Regions from separate parts of the Homo sapiens genome. Here regions 1 and 2 are each linked to region 3. A link is a loop called in an ENCODE intact Hi-C map of the cell type or tissue named here. Cell type or tissue: sigmoid colon. All regions are shown on one strand. Each heading gives the region's core, and the rest is flanking DNA. Links, peaks and the distances in the headings are about the cores only. Region 1 overlaps CYFIP2 (cytoplasmic FMR1 interacting protein 2). Region 2 overlaps CYFIP2 (cytoplasmic FMR1 interacting protein 2). Region 3 overlaps NIPAL4 (NIPA like domain containing 4).

Region 1 (7,048 bases), core at 1,157-6,156, 110 kb before region 3:
TGGAGGCAATAGGTGCTTGGAGAATAGACGGGAGGGGAAAGGAGAAGCCTGGAACAAAGGTAGAGAGATAATGGAGCTTCTGAATCAGAGCCAGAAAGGATGCCTTGCCTCTAATTGTCTTTGTGACTTGGGATGAACCAGTTCATTTCATCCCTCAGTGCCCCCGTCCCTAAAATGAGTGACTTGGACCTGCCATTCTCAGACTCTCCCTGAGAGGCTCTGAAATGGGGACTGTTTGCGCTTCCTCTATAAGGAGTAATTGCTTCTCTGTTACCCCTTAAATGGACTCTCCAGACAGCTAATTGATAAGTTTTTTACACAGATCAGCAGACCCAGGTTGCTATAGCAACGTAGCCCTCAGAAGTCGTAGGGATAAATAGGAACAACTTCTGAAGGCCTCAGGGGCACCAGAACAGTGGAGGTGGGGCGGGGTGGCGGGGGGGGGTGGGTCCCTGAAGCCTCAGTCCCCGAGTGTCTCCTGTTAAGCACCTCTTTTCATGAGGAACTGTGACTCAGAGACCATCAATTCAGCTTCCCCTGTTCAGAATCCAGAGGCAGACTATTGATGGGGGCCGCAAGGAAAGGACCACTTCCTCAGGCACCGTCTGGGTGGTCACTCACATGTATCACTGAGGACAACAGGACACTCAATGACCTTCAGAGCTGAGACCTGAGACAGACCCGCTACAGCATGAATCTTTCAACCCCTTCTATTCATAAGTGAGAAAACTGAGAACCAGAGAGAGGAGGAACTCACCTGAGGTCACACAGCATAGCAGCAGCAGAGGTGGAAGAACTAAAGCACAGGTTTCCAATATTGATCCCAGTCCTTGGGGGCTAGGGGTCGGGGAAGGATGGGGAACACAGAGCAGGGATTAGGCTCACTGAAGTCCTCATTCTGCTTTCTACTTAGACAGCTGGGGAGATCTCCAAGCCTAGACAGTGCTTTCTGAGATTAGAATGAGGCATGAGCTTTCTGGAGTTTTTTTAGTTTAGGAAGCTAGAATTAAATTTTTAAATGACATACCAATTCTTCTCAATGAAAGAAGACTACTAATTGCCAAAAAAAAAAAGGAAAGATGCCTAATGGCCATCATAGAGGAAAGGCTGTATAAACTGTGGAATGTCCATTCTCATGGAAAACTCTGAAGCAGGTAAAAAGAATAAGCTGATAAAGTAGTTTTGCACATACCAAGATAAAAAATAGTGAAAGATACAATATTGAGCTTTAAAAAGTTTTAGGACAAGACACACATGATGCCATAGATATAAACCACAAATAACTCTGCATTGAAAAAGATCTAGAAAAAAAAAAGCATACCAATATTTAACAGACATTTTCTCTAGGTATGAGGGAGGAATCCAGGATTAGAGGTCAACAGGGACTTTTTAGCCTTATCTGGAATGTCTTAATTTCTTACAAGGAAAGCACATTCATGTATTATTATTGACCTATAATTTTAAAATAGTATATGCTAGTTTTAGAAAAACTGGGAAATACCAGAAAGTGCGAAGGAAAAAGTAAGAAATCTCTTGCCCATTTTACTTTTCCATTTTTTGTCTTTTTCTGCCTTTTTTTAAAAAACAGATTAATATATCATTGATAGGTAGAGGGATATAAATTTAACAGTTGATCACTTGGACAAAGGTATTTTCCTCATGAAGTTAGTAGGTGCTTATAAATATTTCTCAAAATTCAGGGTGCAATATTAGTACAGAAACCCAGGTACCTGTGCATCATTTTTCTGGTTTTTGGTTTTTATAGGGTGTTCTGGTGGTTTCAATTAATGTATTACAGTCAAATGCATAAATCTTAAGTGTACAGCTTGATGAAGGCACATGTCCATGTAGCCCAGGTCTAGACGCAGAACATTTATAGTACCATAGATGGTTCTTTCATGCCCTCTTCAGTGTTCCGCAAGGAATCGTAGTTCCGAGTTCTATTTCCAGAGATAGTGTTGCTTGTCCTTGAACTTCATGTAGAGTTATCTAGTATGTTTTCCCTTTCCTTTCTGACCTCTGTCATTCAACATTACATTTGAGATTCATCCATGTTGTAGATGATCCATTTTTTATTACCGAATCAGTTACTCTAGTATTCTCATTGCATGAACAGACTAACTGAATCATCCGTTTTACTGTGGGTGGACATTTGGGTTGTTTATAGTTTGGTACTATTATGAATAATGATGTCATGAATATTCTTGTACATGTGTTTTGGTGTATAGATGCTCCTGTTTTTATTAGGGAAATACCTATTAGGTTAGCTTCAAAGCAGTTTTCAAATTGTACCAATTTATACTCCCATTCAGCAGTGTATGAGAGTTATCATTTCTTTGCAGCCTCATAAACAATTTGTCCCTCTTTAATCATAGCCATTCTGGGGGGGCTGTCATGTTTCATTATGATTTTGATTTCCCTAATGATGCTGATTCTCCTTCCACATGCTACTAGCCATTTGGACACCATCTTTTGTGAAGTGCTGGTCAACATTCTTGCCTTTTTAAGTCATCTTTCTTATGGATTTGTGGCCATTATATACTATGGATACATGTATTGCAGATCTATTACTCTGGCTTGTCTTTTGGTGAATAGAAGTTCTTGAGGCTTAGTGTAGTTATTTTTTTCCCTTACGGTTTTGTGATTTGTTTAGAAAACCTTTCCTACTCTAACGCGTGAAGATGGGCTATCCTCTGAAAGTTTTAGAGGTTAGTCTTTCAACGCTAAACAGACCTTTAAGTCCATATTATTCACCTAGAATTGATGTTTGTGTTTAATGGGAAGTATAAATCTTTTATTTCCAGATTGTTCTGGCACCACTTCTTGAAAAGACCTTCTTCCTGCAATCTGTAGTGGTAGTGCTATGTCTGTCATTTATCTTGTATCCATAAATGGTCTGGTCATCGCAGCCTCTTAATATATTTGTTGGATCTTATCTGAAACAAATCAGCATTTGTTAAGTATTTTTATATGTATCAGGTTTTTAAAGGAAATTCTATTAATGTCTAGTGTTTCCTCTAGTATTTCCTTCCCTGGGAAATCAGAAAGTGGTCATTAGGGAAAATAGCAGTCACTAAGTTTTTGTTTAAATTTTGCTTGGTTTTCTAGACTTTCGGCCATTGTTTGTTATGCCAGCATACACCAGGAGAGGGACCTATTTGTACGTGTGAGGGAAGGCAGGCCTGAGTCCCCCGGGAAGGACAGAGCCCTTTAGTCTGCCTTTTACTGCAAGGCCTCTTGCCTGGAGTGTTCTTTGCCTTCATCTCTGTTACTTCTTCTCTCCTTATTAGAGTGGACCACAGAAACACTCCGGTCAGTCATTTGAGAGCATTACTGCCCTCACCAGAGGTGAGGAGAGTCTAGACCCAAACTCACAGATCCGAATGCCAGTCAGATCTGGAAAGGCCCCCAGAGACCATCCAGGGTTGGTTTCTCAACCTCAGCACCACTGACATTTGGAGCCAGATAATCTTTTAGGGGGTTGCCCTGGACTTTATAGGATGTTGAACAGCATTTCTGGACTATATTCCAGTAGTACCCTTCATTGTGGCAACCAATAATGTCTCTAGATATTGTCTGATATTCCTTAGGAGGGTAAAACCTCCCCCTGTTGGAAACTGCTCATCTAGTGCAACCTCAAATTTTGTAGATAGGAAAACTGAGGCCCAAGAGGGAGCTGATTTTCCCAGCATTACAGCTAGTGCAGGAGTCTGGATGAAAACCAGATGTGCCTTGGAGTCCAAAGATCCTTAAGGTTAGCGTATTACAGTACAGACAGATGCCCAGCTGAGCTTTGCCGATTGTTTTTGTTCTTTTCAACAGTTCCATCTCCACATCTGACCTTCTGTCTCCTACTTCTACCTTTTAATGTCTTTCCTCTAATTGTTTTATTACATAATTGAAATAAATTCATTGATTGAAAACTCAGAGAAGCAGAAAGAAAACAAAAACCACTTTGTCACACTAAGATGACCTCTGTTCACTTTTTTTTTTTTTTTTTTTTTAAGACAGAGTCTCACTCTGTTGCCCAGGCTGGAGTGCAGTGGCATGATCTCGGCTCACTGTAACCTCCGCCTCCCAGGTTCAAGCAATTCTCCTGCCTCAGCCTCCTAAGTAGCTGGGATTACAGGCATGCACCACCACACCCAGCTAATTTTTGTATTTTTAGTAGAAGAGATGAGGTTTCACCATGTTGGTCAGGCTGGTCTTGAACTCCTGACCTCAAGTGATCTGCCCACCTCGGCCTCCCGAAGTGCTGGGATTACAGGCATGAGCCACCATGCCCAGCCGACCTCTGTTCACATTCTAAAGGATATTCTTCCAGATGTTTTTATGTTCTAGCAGATTTTCTCATATAAAATTAGTAGTTATAAAAGCAGTACTCACCAAAGTGAGAAGAGTGACTGCCTCTATGGGATGTGATGGGTGACAGGGGCACGGGAGAAGTGTCTCTCACTTTTTAGACTTTAAATTATTGTTTAGATTTATTGCACTAAATATTTATTACTTTTTTCCTTAAAAGGAAAGACTCATACATAGCAAATGTACACAATTCAAATGCATGGAAAGTCAAAAAGTAAAAGCCCCATCTCAGCCACCCCTCTCAGACCGTCACTCCATACACCCACCTGTGCTTGATCCAGGATGATTTTGCCCATCACTCTGAGGGAAAAAAAACTCCTCCAGCTGCCCAAGAAGCGTGTCCTGTCCCTTTGCCCAGGCACCCACAAGTAATGCCTCTGGCCTTTCTGTATGAGTGTTTCTCTTAGCCCAGACACAGATTATGTTTTTGGTTGAAAACGATCCATGCTTTGTGGAATGGAGGCACTTTGACTCCCAATAATACCCTTCCTTTGTGTGACTTTATTTACATCTTTTCAGAAATGGCCTTATCTGAAAAACAACCTGCTAGTGTGAACATATCAGGACTTGGGAAAAAATGGTCTGACAGTTAAGAGTCACTGGTTCCACAGACAAGACCAAGAGCCCCATGAGCCAGAGTGAGAGACTCCAGGGCATATCCCATCCATGATGGCACTGTTCACCACCCACCTGCCGGTTGTCAGCACAGAGGGTTACCCTCCAAGCCCTCCAGTGGTGGGCAAGATGATCCCAGAGGTTTTTTGTTTTTTTGTTTTTTTTTTTTTTGAGACAGAGTCTCACTCTCTTGCCCAAACTGGAGTGCAGTGGCACAATCTTGGCTCACTGCAGCCTCCACCTCCTGGGTTCAAGCGATTCTCATCCCTCAGCCTCCCAAGTAGCTGGGATCACAAGCATGTGCCGCTATGCTTGGCTAGTTTTTGTATTTTTAGTAGAGATAGGGTTTCACCATATCGGCCAGGCTGGTTCTAACTTCTGACCTCAAGTGATCCACCTGCCTTGGCCTCCCAAAGTGCTAGGATTATAGGCATGAGCCACCGCGCCCGGCCATTCCCAAAGCTTTTAACTATTAACACACCATTTAACAATAGCAACAATATAGATTTGACTGATAAACATTTATCAGTTAAAGTTTTGTTCAGAATTTTACTGATGAAAATTTGTAGTCAGAGACCCTCAGCTTAGATACAAAATAGAGTGAAAAATGGCATAAAACAAGAACTGATCCATAGAAACAGGAGACAGAAGTAATAGGAAAGATTTCCCAGGTAAAGGTCATTAGCGTATCCTCAACACCTAACACAAGGCTCATTAACCATAAATCAGGGGAGGGACATTTCAGCTTCCTCCTGGTGTAATGTTTATCCTCTAAAATCCTCAAGATACCACCATTTGAGACAGAGGCAATCCATCACCTTCATCCAAAGCCAGCTCAATTTTTGCTTATTTTGTGAGCCTTACCAGTAACTGCCAAGAAACCAGAGCCTTGGTTATGTAGTTCTGTATCAATGACTTTTCTGTGAGGACACCCCCAGTGGGCAGGGTCATATTACAGTCTGCGCTACTGAGTATTATTCTACAATGGACATCGCCAAGCACCAGGGAGGCAGTGCAGGTTAGTGCAATGGTCTCAACTATGGCTGCTCATTTAAATCACTTGGAAATCTGCTTAAAAATTCTGATCTCTGAGGCCTGTCACAAGGAAAACAAAATCCTTGAGAATGGACCTAGTTTTTTTTTTTTTTTTTTTAAAGACAGAGTCTTGCTCTGTAACCCAGGCTGGAGTGCAGTGGCGTGATCTCGGCTCACTGCAACCTCCACTTCCTGGGTTCAAGCAGTTCTCTGCCTCAGCCTCCCGAGTAGCTGGGATAACAGGCACCTGCCACCATGCCTGGATAATTTTTGTATTTTTAGTAGAGACCAGGTTTCACCCTGTTGGCCAGGCTGGTCTTGAACTCCTGACCTCGTGATCCATGCGCCTCAGCCTCCCAAAGTGCTGGGATTACAGGCATGAGCTACCACACCTGGCCAGACCCAGATGTTTTAAAAGCTCCACACTTGACTCTGATGTGCAGTCAGAGTGGAGGATCTCTGATCTAGAAGCATTTTCTTGGACTAGAGCTGCCAGAGTCTTGACATTGATGCTTAGTTGTCACAGTTCTTGCCACATCTGCAGATCACTGATTCTGTTATTTACATAATCTTTTTACTGAAACTTAATTTTAAAAGGAAACTATCACTTCCATTTAAAAAAATCATCCCTTGCCATCATTAGAAAGCAACCAGAATAATACATTCAATCAATCAAAATACAGCAAAGTCATATAATTCCAGCTGCTGCCTGCCCAGATCTCTGAACACAAGCCCTACTCCCTCTTTGATAAAAACAAGATTAGTAAATATTAGGTGCTAACATGTGCTGGTTTCAAATGGAGACTTTCTCATTAAGGTTGTCAGAAAGATTGATAGGAAACTGAAAAAGGAAAGAACTTGCTCACTGTGTGGCTCACTATGATTAAATCACATTTCCTTGTATGCCCAATTTCCACTTTAGGAAATGCTAACCTTGGAAGACATTGGCATATACTTGAGGGAAGAGAAAGCCCACTTTCTAGGCCACAGTTTCCTGGCTATAGATCTTTTCCAGTTGACCAGACATGATTCTGAT
Region 2 (6,694 bases), core at 20-5,019, 150 kb before region 3:
GAAGTTTCCCAGCCCAACTGCCCTTCCTATGCCTTGTCAGCCTCATAACAGCTATGCTCAGAAAAGAATCATCTCAGGAGCAGGTAGCTTGTATTCTTAACTGCTACCTGATGTGTTTTAGTCCCAAATGAATTTTTACAAGTCTTGGTTTTATTTGCACCCTGGACTTTTTCTTTGGACTGACTGTAAAGTAAGTTGCTTCTAAGCGGTGGAGGCTCAAGGAACGTAAGAGAGGGATGAAAGATGGTCTTTTCCTGACTGTGAACTTGTTTCTATTTCCCAAGCAAGTATAAAGCTGTCTTCCTTAAGGGGGGTTATTAGCAAGCGGCTGGCTGTGTTTTTCCCTCTTCAGGTATGTCCTCTACCCTCTGGATCTGTACAACGACAGCGCCTACTATGCTCTGACCAAGTTTAAAAAGCAGTTCCTGTACGATGAGATAGAAGCTGAGGCAAGTGATGTGCTTCTCTTTTTGCTCCTTTAATCTTGTTCCAAATTCCGGACTTTTCCAGTCTTTTGCTATTAGCATGAAGTAGGAGTATCAGTGACTTGTTCTGGAGAGGAATCTCTGTAACCATGGCCATCAGAAGGCCTGTGTAACCTCTGAGGGCAGAAGTACAAACTGAGACACCCAGCTCAGGGCCTGCTGCCTTTCTCTTCCCACCCACAAACTCTGTGCTGCACCATGAAGGGCTTCATGTGCATGTGTATAAATACCCAAGCTCTGCCTGCCAACTCTGCTCAAAAACAGTGGCCCTTGGCTAGACCTAAACCCTAGGGTCACACACACCCATAGTGGAGTCCACCCTCAGAGGGGAAGCCAGGGAAGAGAGCACGTGGCCCTGGAAGAGGCTTGAGCCGCCTGTAGAAGGCTTCTCAGAACTGGTTCTAGAAGGGGAGAATGGGGCCTGAGTGCACACGCCCACCTTGACCTTATGGATTCTTTGCCTGGAGGGAGGTCCGCTGATGACCCTTGAAGCTCAAAGTGCAGGTCAGAGGCCTCGGTGACCTGGGTCTGAGGAAAGCACTAAACACAGCGCTGGGGTTTTGTGTTCTGCATACCACGTAGGGTGTGAGATGAAAGATCTGAAAGCTTTTTGAATCATTAACCTTATGGAGCCAAGAGTCTGGTGAAAAAAGGACCAAAGGTTAATCACATAAATATTAAACATGAAAGACTTAAAATATTAAATCTGACAGTAAATAGGATCTGTTTCCTTTGACTCTTACCTAGCTACTGCCTTTGCCCCATCTCATGGTCATGTCCTGCTCTTGCCATTTCTGAAATATTTGGTTTGATTCTTCATGTCTGTGTGAATTATCTTCCCACCTGAGCATCACAGTCTATCACTGATGATGAGACCCTGAAATGGCAAGACTTTATTCATTAAAAACCAAAGTTATGTAAGCAAAGTTTGAAGGAAGGCGCTTTTAAATGTGACTATCAACTTCATAAACAAATTTGTGGCCACATGTGGTGGCTCATGCCTGTAATCCTAGCACTTTGGGAGGCCAAGGTGGGTGGATCACCTGAGGTCAGAAGTTCGAGACCAACCTGGCCAACATGGTGAAACCCCGTCTCTACTAAAAATACAAAAATTAGCCAGGCATGGTGGTGGGTGCCTGTAATCCCAGCTACTTGGGAGGCTGAAGGATGAGAATCACTTGAACCCGGGAGGCGGAGGTTGCAGTGAGCCGAGATCACACCACTGCACTCCAGCCTAGGTGACAGAGCAAGACTCTGTCTCAAAAAAAAAAAAAATTGCAAATCAAAGAAAAATACAATGAAAATAACATCCATCTGAAGAGATGGATGGGGAGGCTGCCGAGTTAGCGGACGAATTTGAGCACTGATGGGTTCTGACAGTCTGTCTGTTGCATCCCTCCAGGCAGGCGGCCTCGAAACAGCTGAGGAGAGGGGCCGTGGGGAGATTGGGTCCTTTTTGAACTTTGACTTGTCTGTTCACTGACTGAGGACCCTGAGAGCAAGGGACCAAATCTCCCAAACTTAGCCACAGAATATTTTTCCCCTTCAAAGCGTCTTTCCCCAGAATGCACTCTGGGCAATCCTGCCTGACTGCTGTCTTTCAGTTGGCTCAGTTTCTGTCATAAAGCTGAACGGGCACCAGTGATGTTTCCTGCTTCCTCTCCACCAGGTGAACCTGTGTTTTGATCAGTTTGTCTACAAGCTGGCAGACCAGATCTTTGCTTACTACAAAGCCATGGCTGGCAGGTAGGAAAGCCCCAGAGCTGTGAGTAGCAATCTCTTAAGACTGCCACCTAGAAGACATGATTTTCTGTTGTGAAACCTCCCTTCTTCTTTAGCACCTTAGGAAAACAGAGCCATTCCACGGACCCGGACTGGGTGCTGAGATAGAGTGGAAAGGAAACTAGGCAGATAAAGGGCTAACCTCACACAGCCTGCAGTCCAGCAGGAAAGACAGACATCGACTAAAAGCCGATGAATGCACAGTGACAAGGAGGTTACATGCTGTCTGTGAGGGAAAAGCTCATGGGAATGTACGATGGTTAAACCTTTGGGGGCGGGGAACTAGAAAGGCCATCTTGCGGAAGTGGCATCTGAGTTCTTATCTGAAGTTGGTAGGAGTGAAGGAAGTAAAACGAGGTGAAGGATGGGGCAGGACGTTGCAGGCAAAAGGAACTGCTTGTGCAAGGACCCTGCGGTGGGAGTATGATGATAACAGCATGCCAACTTCACAGGGCTGTGGGAGGATTCCTGTGGATTAATACATGTCAGTGTCTCTTCACCACCACTAGAGGGGGCAAGCTGCATGCTAAGGCTGGGGAGTGGGCAGGGCCAGAGCACACCAGCTTTGTAGCTGTTTCTCCCGGGAGTGGAATGCCTCCGAATGGTTTCAAAAGTACAACCGTGACCCGATTCGATTTTTATTTACTTTTGAAAGTTTACTCTCTTAAAAATATAAATGTATGGAGAATGAATTGGAGAGGAATGGGTGTGTGCAAACCAGACAGGAGGCCAGTGAAGAAGTCTGGATCAGAGATGTATCAAGCTTTAGAGGCTCCTTGGTATTGCCAGTATATGTTGATTCAGACCCTCGTGAGTTCTTGGGTTTCAAGGACCTGTAACAGCATTGATCGAGGAAAACCTCAAATTTTATATATAGGTATTTCCTTTCTTATTGGAAATCCAAACATACCAACCAGTAATTTCAAGGATAGTTCCTTACTTTAATAATTTTTCTATGAAAAGGATTTGCTTCATTTTGCTTTTAACAGCCAAAGTAGCCCTGATATATTTCAAAGAGGAGTTGATGTGCAGCACACACAAGTGTCTGTTAACACAGGATGTGCATTAAATAACGCGACTCTTAAATGCTGTAAAGTATTGAAAGCATGCACGTAGGATTTCAAGGAAAGCAGAGAACACAGCCTTTCACAAAGTAGTCAATAGGCATCTGTGGATTGAATGGGATGTGGTTCTAACAGTGAGTTGAGTTTCTGGCTTCTGTAAGACAATTCTGATTCCAAATACACTGTTCCATCATCTATATAAACAGACTCAGGCGTGTCGAACCCTGGGTCTTCCTTCTTCAGACATATGGGCTTTTATCTACACCCTTCCCTGTAAGATCAGTGATTTTTTAAAGTGTGGGAAGTTGAGGAGGTTGAGAGATTCAGGGAAAGCCCAGGAAGAAAACCATGAGCTAGGTCAGTCCTGTTCATTCAAAATGCCATGTGGCCACAAATATGAGCCAGAGATGTTATTTTAAATTTTTTAGCAGACATATTTTAAAAAGGAAAAAGAAGCAGATGAAATTAATTTTAATAATATATTTTATTTAACCCCACATATCCAAAACATTATAATTTTGACATACACTCAATATAGACATTATTAGAGATTTTTCATTCTTTTCTTCTAAGTCCTCAAAATCCTGTTTACAGCCCATCTCAATTTGGACCAGCCACATCTCAAGTGTTCAGTAGGCACATGTGGCTGGTGGCTACTACTTTGGACAGTGTAAATATAGATGGTGTCTCTTTCTTGCGTAAAACCTTTTGGTGCCTTTTAGTTATGTCTAGAATACACCTAGCCACTTTACTATGGCCTGTGTGGCCCTACCTGGTTTGGCCCTGGTCTCATGTTATAAATTCATTTTGCACCATGCTCTCCAACCTGCACTATACTTTATCCACACTGGCCATCTTTCCTTTTCTTAAATGTAACCAAGCTTGTTGTGTAAATGATAGTGTTCCCTTAGATCTTTCCAATTTTATCATTCAGGTCTCTGTTTAGCAAAACTTCTTTAGAGAGACTTTGGACTTCCTAACTCCAAATGATCCCATTTTCTTATTTTCAAAGCACTTCTCCTCTGCAATCCATGCCTCAGTGTGAAAGATAGTAACACTCTCAGCTCATAGGGTTGTGGTGAGATTTAAAATGTGTGTGTGTGTGTGTGTGTGTGTGTGTGTGTGTGTGTGTGTGTTTGTGTTTAAAGTGCCTGGGAAATAATAAACACTATGCAACTGTTACCTATTATCTGAAATTATTCCATTCCTCTGTTTGTGTTTATATTATCAGTCTTTCCTCACTCGAATATAAACTCCATGAGGACAGGAACTTTGTATTCCCAGTACCCAGAATGTTTCCTGGGATACACCAAGCAGGCACTCAATTGCTTTTGCAGTAAATGAATAAAAGAGGAAAGTGGCTCAACTTCTGTGTTGCCCATCTTTAACTTAGAAACTCTGTTTCACATATTGAGCTTCTGTGACTGAAAAGAAATTTGACGTAACTTGTCTAGAGCAGAAAACAATTTTACTTAAGTTATATAAGATAGTGCTCTGTGGGTAGATCCTATGATCTGAAATAGATGTATCTGGGCAGTTGAGAGTCATTCACAATCTGTTTACTGGCCTTGTTTCACTTTTATTCCTTGCAGTGTCCTGTTGGATAAACGTTTTCGAGCTGAGTGTAAGAATTATGGCGTCATCATTCCGTATCCACCGTCCAATCGCTATGAAACACTGCTGAAGCAGAGACACGTCCAGGTATGGGGAGCAGAAGCCACCTTGGAGATGGAAGGGGCAGGAGAGAGCAGCTGCGAAGTTAGCATAGAGATCAGAAATCAGGCCTGGGTATTGTCTGCCCGGCATGTTGCCAGTGTGGATTTCCGAGCCTGGGTGTAGCACAGCCTCAGGATCTCATAAACAATAAAGAGGCATTGGGCTTCCTTTGGCTCAAGTTCTGGGCTTCTCCACCCATCTATAGCCAACCTCTGACAAGTTATGGCAACCAAAGCCTTTGTCTTCTCATCATAACCTGCAGCCCACTTTTTTCAGCTGGGACTGCCACTTAGAGATGGGTAAATCTGTCCCTGAACAGGGCCCAAGTGCCGGTCTAAGTGAGGAAGACTGTGGCGCCTTTGAAATGAAAGCATGTCAGGGCAAATCCACGGTAGAAATTGGGTTTTTTGTGTGCAGAGTTGGTTTCTATTAACATTTGACCCTATATGTAGAGGAGATGTTGCTGGGAACTGAGAAACATCCCCATTTAATAATATTAATGTGAGGCAGACAGACAGCATAAGAGATGCCCCAGCAGATGTCGAGCCCTCCTCCTACAGCCCTGCTGTTGGCCAAGCGGGTGGCAAAATGGCCTTTATGCTGTGACGTCTGTGTGCTTATTATGTGGTCCTGGTCTTTGTGAAAGGGCCAGGCTGAGGCTAAGATCATGCCAGAGGTGAAAAGGAAAGAATTCATCTCAGAAACCCTGGACATTCCCATTACTATGAGAAATCCAAGGGAGATGGAGAATCATTAAGAGGGGGGAAAAATAGAATTTGTACTTCTGTCAACAACAGGGGCTCAATGAGAGCTTTTCTTTCACCCTTTCAGAAGATTACTGCTATCGGTTACAATGCAGCCAGAATTAGCCACAGGATATTAAATACTGAGGGCTTTATGTGTGCATAAGATGGCTATAAGGGGCCCTGGTCAGTTGGTAGAAAATTGATGCCAAAAGAGAAGTTGAAAAATAAAATAGTTAAGAATAATCATTTGACACCTAGCAAAGTGCTGTGGACACAGCAGGTACTCAACAAATGTTCATTGCTATCTACATAGCAGCTGCAGTAATGCCCGCGTGTACCCCAGTGGAAAGTACCTTAAGTTATATTTTCCATTCTGTAATCAGACCTTCATCCTCTTGCTTTTAAATTTTCCCTCATGAAGGCACAATGTGGGCCCTTGCTGAGGCAGCTGCTGTGCCCTGGTGACTGAATTGAGTGCAAGAAAGATGGCAGAAAGAACCCCAGGGCTAAATTTGGGATGTCAGCAGAAACACTTATGGGAAGCCAGAGCCTACCCTGAACCTCTTCCCACAGCCTGAGTGAATCGTATTTTTCCTAAACTTCCTGTGTTTCAAGCCTACAGGGAAGTTGAAAGAATAATACGATAAACACTTATTTATCCCCTAGCCAGATTTGCAATTATTAATGTTTTACCATATTTAGTTCACATTCTTTCTCTCATGTATGTATTTTCTCTCTAGCACTTATACAGTGCGTATGTTTGTGTGTGGGGGATGAATATACATACTTTTGTTCTTAACTATTTGAGAGTTTAAGTTGCCAAATCATGACATTTCACCCCTGAATGCTTCAGCCTATATCTCCTAAGAACAAGGACGTTGTCTTATAAAAACAGAATAGA
Region 3 (6,982 bases), core at 1-5,000:
GAAATTAGTGGGCTGGTGTATCTGGAAAGAGGGAAGACTTGATCCTCAGCCCCGAGGTTGGTGCAGGGCCTCCCCTGTGTGACTCTACCTGCACTCTGTGTTTATATCCTGTGCCCTAAGTGGGCCAAGCCCAGGTAAATTCCTGCTGGCCTTGGAACTCCAAGGTTTGGCTGACCAGCAGACTGGCTCCCTGACTCTTCAGCCTCAAATCCCCAGTTTTTGATGAATGTGGATTTCTGTCTGTAATTAAAAGCAATGCAACAAGTTGGCTCTTGAGAATGGCAGTAAACTGAGGGCCCTAAGAGTGTGGTCTGCAGGGTCAAGAATAAAGATTACAGATTATATTTACTTGATACTTGTGTCTTGACCTTCCTTGAGCATGGAGTGATTAAACTGGTTTTTCTAGGGCTGGAAGGACAGTCTCCAATCTCTGAATGAATGCGACTGCCAATAAAGCCCCTACCGTGTCTGTGGTAGTTAACACCCTTGGTAGAGTGGGAAAGATAGTTTCAGAAATAGAGTCAGTTGAAGACAACTCATCCCTAGTTAACACCTGAGCCCTTACCAGGCACCAGGCATAGTAGGTGCTTCCTGTGAATTCTCTTTAACTCCTCACAAATCCTCAAGTTAGATACGTTTTTATTCCCATTTATATAATTGCCCAAGGTCACCCAGCCAGGAAGAGCAAAGCTGATATCTGGTTTAACCACCAGGCGTAATGTGTCTCTCCAAGACTAACCTTGCCCCCAGTTGCATAATCTGTTTTGGTTTTTTGTGTTTTGAGACAGGGTCTGGCTCTGTCCCCCAGGCTGGAGGGCAGTGGTGTGATCCTAGCTCACTACAGCTTCAAACTCCCAGGCTCAGATTTGGTAAAAATGAGGCCTTGCTATGTTACCCAGGCTGGTCTCAAAACTCCTTTCCTAAAGTGATCTTCCCACCTTGGCCTCCCAAAATGCTGAGATTTTAGGCCTGAGCCACTGTGCCTTGTGCATAATCTGCTACTACTTTATTCATTTATTTTCTTGTGATCTGTGCTCTTTCCCCATCTGGATATAAGCTTCATGAGAGTTGGCTTTGATTTACTGCTTATCCTCAGTGCCTAGCACATCATACGCACTAAAAGAATAAAAGAAAAAGAAAAGATTGAAGGAACAATATCACAGTCCTTCCTTGCCCAAACTCTCCTGGGGACCAGCACTCAATGCAAGGCAGATCCTAATAGAACTCTGCATGTTAAGCAAAGCAACTGTAAACTGATGTAGTCAGCAGTTTCTCAGCACATAGCCTGCGACAGGCCCTGTTGGGGACTTGCACATACAGAATTTCATTGATGATCACGACACTTTTGAGGCAGGTATATTATTTGTATAGTGAAGAGACTCAGAAATCTGGAACTTATCCAGGCCCACTTATCTATTGAGTAGCAAGCAGAGTGAGGACTTCAACCAGGGTCTGCCCAACCAGGCTTTCTCCATTATGCTAGTGACCAACACGTGAGCATCACCCCAGAGACTGGCTGACAGCAGGGGAAGAGTGGCCTCTTAACCAGGTAGGGATGTGTGAGTGGGAAGCAATTTCATGAGCAGGCATGTTAGTAGTGAAAGCATTTGTGTTTAGATGTCTTTAGGGTCCATAGGCAACCTCATAACCATGAGAGGTTAGAAAAATATAATCAGGCTGGGTGCGGTGGCTCACGCCTGTAATCCCAACACTTCAGGAGGCTGAGGCGAATGGATCACTTGAGGTCATCTCTACTAAAAATACAAAAATTAGGCGTGGTGGTGGGCACCTGTAATCCCAGCTACTCAGGAGGCTGAGGCATGAGAATTGCTTGAGCCCGGGAGGCGGAGGTTGCAGTGAGCTGAGATTGCACCACTGCACCCCAGCCTGGGTGACAGAGAGAGACTCCGTCTTAAAAAAAAAAAAAAAAAGTAAAATCAGAGAGCAAGAAGCCTCTCTCAGGGTTTTTGTGAAGATTAAACGAGATAATCCTTATTTGTAAACAGCATGCAGTGAGTGGCTCACGTATGTTAAATACAGCTGTTCCTTGGTATCTGCAGGGGATTGGTTCCAGGACCCCCATGGATAACAAAATCTAAGGATGGCCAAGTCCCTTATATAAAATGGTATAGTATTTGCATATAACCTACATATATCCTCCCATATACTTTAAATCATCTCCAGATTTCTATAATACCTAATACAATGTAAACGCTGTGTAAATCGTTGTTATACCGTATTTTTAAATTGTATTACTTTTTATGGTTGTACTTTTTTTTTTTTCAAATATTTCAACCTGCTGTTGGTTGAATCCATGAATTTGAAACCCACGGATATGGGGGGCCGACTGTACTGAGTAACTGTTACCTTCGATCATGGTTATTAATCCTCCATCTCTCTGAGAGAACCTCAAAATTGAGGTAGGGATCAATGAGAGAATAAGGGTGGGATCCTTTTATGGACTGGGAAGCACTAATGAATACGAGCTGTGATATCACGCAGGGTTCTGGAATCAGAAAGCACACCCAACCTTATCCCTGGCTGTGCCTGCCTACCCAGCCCAAGAGACCTGGGGCAAGTGTCTCCCCTCTTTAAAGTATGATCCCTTGCCTTAATAAGATGAGGAGGTGAGCAGAGGCTCTCAGCTGTCTTCTATATGCAGTAGTGTAGGATGAGAAAAAACATATCGAAGAATCTCAGGATCATTCAGGCCTTTAATAAGCAGCCTGCGTCCAGGTGTAAAGACAAACAGCCCCCTCTACTGGTCATAGGAAAACATAGGCTTTGCTGTGGCTCAGGGTCCACCATGAAGGCTTTATAGGCTGAACTGACCATCCTTGTGGGAACTCTTTCTGAAGTCCACGTCATGAATCCTATCTAATCTGAGCAGTAGGACATTACAACAAACACACAATAAAGAGCTGCCAAACCAGATAACATTGCAAATGACAAACAATTCATTTTTAATTAAATACTAACAAGGAAAAAAGGCACCATGGCCCATTCAAGTATTTTGCATAGATGTACAAATATTGTAAACAATTAATAGGTGGACAAGAGAGAAGAAGATCTGTTTTCCGTGAACAATCTCCCAAATAAAAAGAAAATTCACATTGCCCTGGATCCCAGACACATACAAACGCACAGTGGACGGTGTGAGAGGACGCGTTGGGGGTGACTTTGGAAATGTGGGCTTGGATTCTACAGAACCTCTCCTTCGCAGGCTCCCCTGGGGAAGGGGACCTTTCCAGTTGGCGTTCCCATGGCTTTCTTGGGTGTCCAGCAGAGCTGTTATACACGTGGTTAACACAATTACTGACTTTGGAACTGGTCCCCAGTTTTCAAATTGCAAGTCTTCCATACCCTCTGTCAAATAAGAATAAATTAGGAAGTAGGCAGGGAGAGACTTCCAATAAAGATTGGAAAGGCGTATTGCAGGAGGTGGGGAGGGGCTATTGCTTCAGGGGGAAGGGACTATGGCAATACAAAAAAACACTCCAACCAGAAAATCAGCAAGTCTCAGACCTTAAGATCTGCAAGTGTCTCAGAGCTGGGGCAGAAAAAGGCTTTACTTTTATAGGGAGAAGTCAGCAAGGCTGAAAGGAATCTATGGCTAGCAGGCAGTTACAAGATTGAGCCAGGTGCCCAGGCTAAGGCTTCTAGAGACAGGGAGACAGGGCACTAAATCCCTTGAGGTTTGTTTTAGAGATGGCTCCAAGGCCCTTAAAAAAAAATTCTTGGGTTGTAAAATTGGCAGGAGGTTAATTTCACTTTTAAAAAGATTTACCTACATCCCCATCTGCACAAAGAGCTTGCTAACTCACTAACCCAAACTTGAGTTAAGCTTCCCTCCTCCCCACCAGACCCTGGACTTTGGGCCATCCTCAGCCTGAGCCAGCAAACAGCCCCTCCCCTGGAGACAAAAAAAAAAAAAAAAAAAAAAAGGCTGGGCACAACGTCATTCCCTGAACGTGGTTCTTTCTAGCCATGTTTACTTCTTCCAATAAAAGAAAAGTCCTTTTCTGCCTGGGCTTTGAGACGCTTGCAGATCTTGCCATCGGTCGGTCTGAGCCTTTTCACTATTCCCATAAGGCCCCTTCCTCTCCCTTTTGCAATATTCCCTTTCCCCTTCTGCAATCGTGCTTTGGAATAAGGTCTCTCCTTCCCTAAGCCCAGATTTATTTGTATTTGACACCTCAAAACAGCATACTGGGCACTGGAAAGAAAAGGGGATGCATAATGGCCAGTCTTCCTCCTGGGCAGCCTCCCTGAACAGAGCCAGGAGTGAAGCATTAGTAGAACTGGTTGCCGAAAGTCTATCAAATTCCAAAACATTCCACCATCTTCCAGTTCACAGTACAACTTTATGGGATGGAGGTGATATGAAAATAATAAAACAAAACAAAACAAAAAGCAAGAAAACGACAACCCAGGTCTCTTTCTGGTGTGGTTCCAGGGAGGGTGGACTGCAGGTTCAGATGGCTCATGCAGTCACTATGGCTGTGGCGCTGTCATTTCAGAGCTATCTACCTCCTGATGTGAGGGAGAAAGGCTGGAGAAGCCACAGGAAGCTCTGTGAGGCATGGGGTTGGGTTTTGAGGATGTTGCTTGTTTGTTTTGCAGAGGGGTGAAAGGGGATGTTTTCACCTTTACTTTCCAGGAACCAAGCCTTGAGGCAGAGGGTAGCACATTTAAATAAAAGGTTGGGCCACAGGAAAGGTGGGGAATGGATCTCCACAGCAAGGATGACCCACAGCAAGGATGACCCACGGCAAGGACATGGGGAACCTGTATCACAGCCACCCTGAGGGAAGAGAAACTCATTTTCCTGAGATCTTTCTAAACCCAACCCAGGCTTTTCCCCCAGGGGTACATCCCGTATTTTCCACTTATTTCCAAACCCAAGAACATCCAAGAAGCACCTATTGTGTGCAGAGAACTATAAGGAGGCCCTGGGGTGGTGAATCAGAAGCTCAGCCTCAGCCTTGCAGTGAGGTTTTCAAGAGCAAACAATTGCTCATGGCAGGATGGGAGGAGGCCCCAGGAAAGCCTCAGAGGAGTGAGAGTCAGGCCAGCTCCTGTCCGGAGAGCCACCCAGCACCTTTGTGGAGTGGGAGTCTATCTCCCAGCAAACATCTCCAGGTGCTTTGCAAAAACCGTCCTATCTAGCAAAGCACCACACGGCCCTCCTTCCCTGCTGCAGGGAAGACAGGAGCCACCGCAGACCCCCTCACCTGCTCAGAGCTCTCTTTCTGTGAGGGTCAGGTAAGGGCAGTGACCAGAGAGAGAACAAAAGGAAGTGAATGACAAAAAGCTGGGTTGAGGAAGAGGCTCCCTGCTCTGACTGTTCCAGTGCAGCTGCTGCTGGCTGCCTTCTCCAGTGATCTCGGGCAGCTCCCAGAAATGGGTCTGTTCTCTGCTCAGAGGGCAACGGTCCAGCCCGAAGTCAATGACCAGCCTGCTCCCTCGTGTGTACTTTGTAAATAGCTGGGCTCCCTAAGGGGAAACCTCACCTAGATTTAGCTTAGAGTAAGGAGGAAGACCCCCACCCTGCTGAGGTCACAAAACACAATGAAAAATAAACATATGACCCCAATGGCCATGCCCCAAGTCTACTCTGGTCACACTCCTGAGAGCCAGTGAGGGAAATCCAGTGGCCGACTGTGAGAGAGGACTCTGACTTGTAGGTCACAAGCACCTGGTCACCCGAAGGTCAGGACTGCTGAGGGTTTGCTCACCAAAGCACCACACATTAGAGGGAGAATGAGAGGGGAAGGAAGAGAGAAAAGCGTGGGGCACCAGGAAAGTGCGGCAGAGAAAACAAAGAGCAACTAAAAATTATCCAGAGTCAGGAGTCGCAACCTTTGGCATCACGGCTCAGAGGAAGCCCAAGCCCGGTGCTCCTCCTGCTGTCTACACTGCCTACGAATAGTACCTGTCTGAGTCAGAGTGACCCGTGTGAATACAGGGATGCAGGGGTTTGGGGAGAGGTGGGAGGGGACGTGGCTTGTCACATGCAGCCATACAGCCAGAAGCCGTTCCCTCAACCAAGCCCTGGGCAGGGCCACAGCAGTGGCTGGCTTGACCCTTCCTTAATCCCTAAAAGCTAAAAGGGGTGGGTAAGTACCAGCCTCCATCCAGCCCGGGACCTCTGAGGAGAGCAGAAGCAATGGGAAGCTCTCTTGCGTGCCCTGCACCCCAGGAGTGAATGGATGGCTTCTGCAAGCGAAGTGCTGGCCTGAGGGGCTTGCTGGCCTTGAGCATCTCCATCAGCACCTCGGGGCTAGGAGTCTGGAGGAGAAGCTGCCAGTCACCCTCCTCATACTCTCCCCTCCCTACCTGGGGCTGTATATTGCACAAAACAACACCTAGAGGCCATCAGATCATAGTCCCTCTGGGCTTCCAAGGAAGCCGAGGAGGCACTGAGTCAACAGGGAGATTTTTGGAGATGTGGAGGTTCCTGGAGGAGGGTGGGAGGAGCTCAGAGGCGGCCAGACATGCTTCTTCAGGGTTCCATGGCCATGGGTCCTCTGCAGTGTCCAGAGAGCTCAAGGAAAGGGAGAAGCCCCTTGGACAGGTCTAGATTTTCGAGCTAATCATCCCTCCAGCCCTCTGTGATCTGTATTCTGGAAACTGGGAAGAAAAAGAAGGGAGGGAGAGAGACATCAGCTTGATGCTGATCAATGGGATCAAGGGGGCAGCCATCCTCCCGATTTTAGAAGGAAGGATGGACCACCCACTGAGAACAAAGGCTTCTTGTGAAGTCCATCCATGTGTCCACTCACCCAGACCATCAGCCCTGCAGGAAGGGGTGTGGTAGGTGCCCCTATCTCAAGCTGACCAGCCACCCCTCCCTCTTCCCTTCCCTGCTAAGGCAGCAGCACAGTCCATAGTTTTCTCAATGCCTCGTGGGAATACAGCATGGTCAGCCAGCTTCTTCACCTCATCCCTTTCTGACCTGACTGCCAAGACTGGCAAACTG

What was found. Hi-C counts contacts between places; a loop is a spot of excess contacts. Peaks named below come from ENCODE experiments on the same cell type or tissue, not always from the same donor. Only the 100,000 strongest peaks of a DNase experiment are listed, where the experiment ranks them.
Region 1: a loop joins it to region 3, with 9 times the contacts of the local background. A loop is called at or near these places in 44 of 110 quality-filtered maps.
Region 2: it touches region 3 in a loop (5-fold over the local background); 71 of 110 quality-filtered maps call a loop at or near these places.

What each region holds. Positions count from the first base shown.
Region 1 is chr5:157,363,769-157,370,816 of GRCh38, forward strand. The region is part of intron 26 of CYFIP2 (cytoplasmic FMR1 interacting protein 2); the gene reads left to right. It overlaps NIPAL4-DT (NIPAL4 divergent transcript), which reads right to left. Exons shown (of 3, transcript NR_136205.1): 2 at 758-837. Among named protein-coding and RNA genes, the nearest start is that of FNDC9, 22 kb to the left of the region's middle. In sigmoid colon, for the core only: a CTCF peak has its summit at 3,132; a DNase peak (open chromatin) is centred at 3,183; H3K27ac peaks cover 711 bases.
Region 2 is chr5:157,325,819-157,332,512 of GRCh38, forward strand. CYFIP2 (cytoplasmic FMR1 interacting protein 2) reads left to right here. Exons shown (of 31, transcript NM_001037333.3): 18 at 353-449; 19 at 2,155-2,231; 20 at 4,924-5,032. Among named protein-coding and RNA genes, the nearest start is that of FNDC9, 17 kb to the right of the region's middle. In sigmoid colon, for the core only: a CTCF peak has its summit at 2,769 (motif pointing right); a DNase peak (open chromatin) is centred at 2,783; H3K4me3 peaks cover 648 bases; H3K27ac peaks cover 991 bases.
Region 3 is chr5:157,474,370-157,481,351 of GRCh38, forward strand. NIPAL4 (NIPA like domain containing 4) reads left to right here. Exons shown (of 6, transcript NM_001099287.2): 6 at 1-353. ADAM19 (ADAM metallopeptidase domain 19) reads right to left here. Exons shown (of 23, transcript NM_033274.5): 23 at 2,935-6,633. The coding sequence ends at 6,580. Among named protein-coding and RNA genes, the nearest start is that of NIPAL4, 18 kb to the left of the region's middle. RefSeq lists an enhancer at 4,558-5,068. In sigmoid colon, for the core only: CTCF peaks have their summits at 2,761 (motif pointing left) and 2,969; DNase peaks (open chromatin) are centred at 2,752, 3,642 and 3,872; H3K27ac peaks cover 1,293 bases.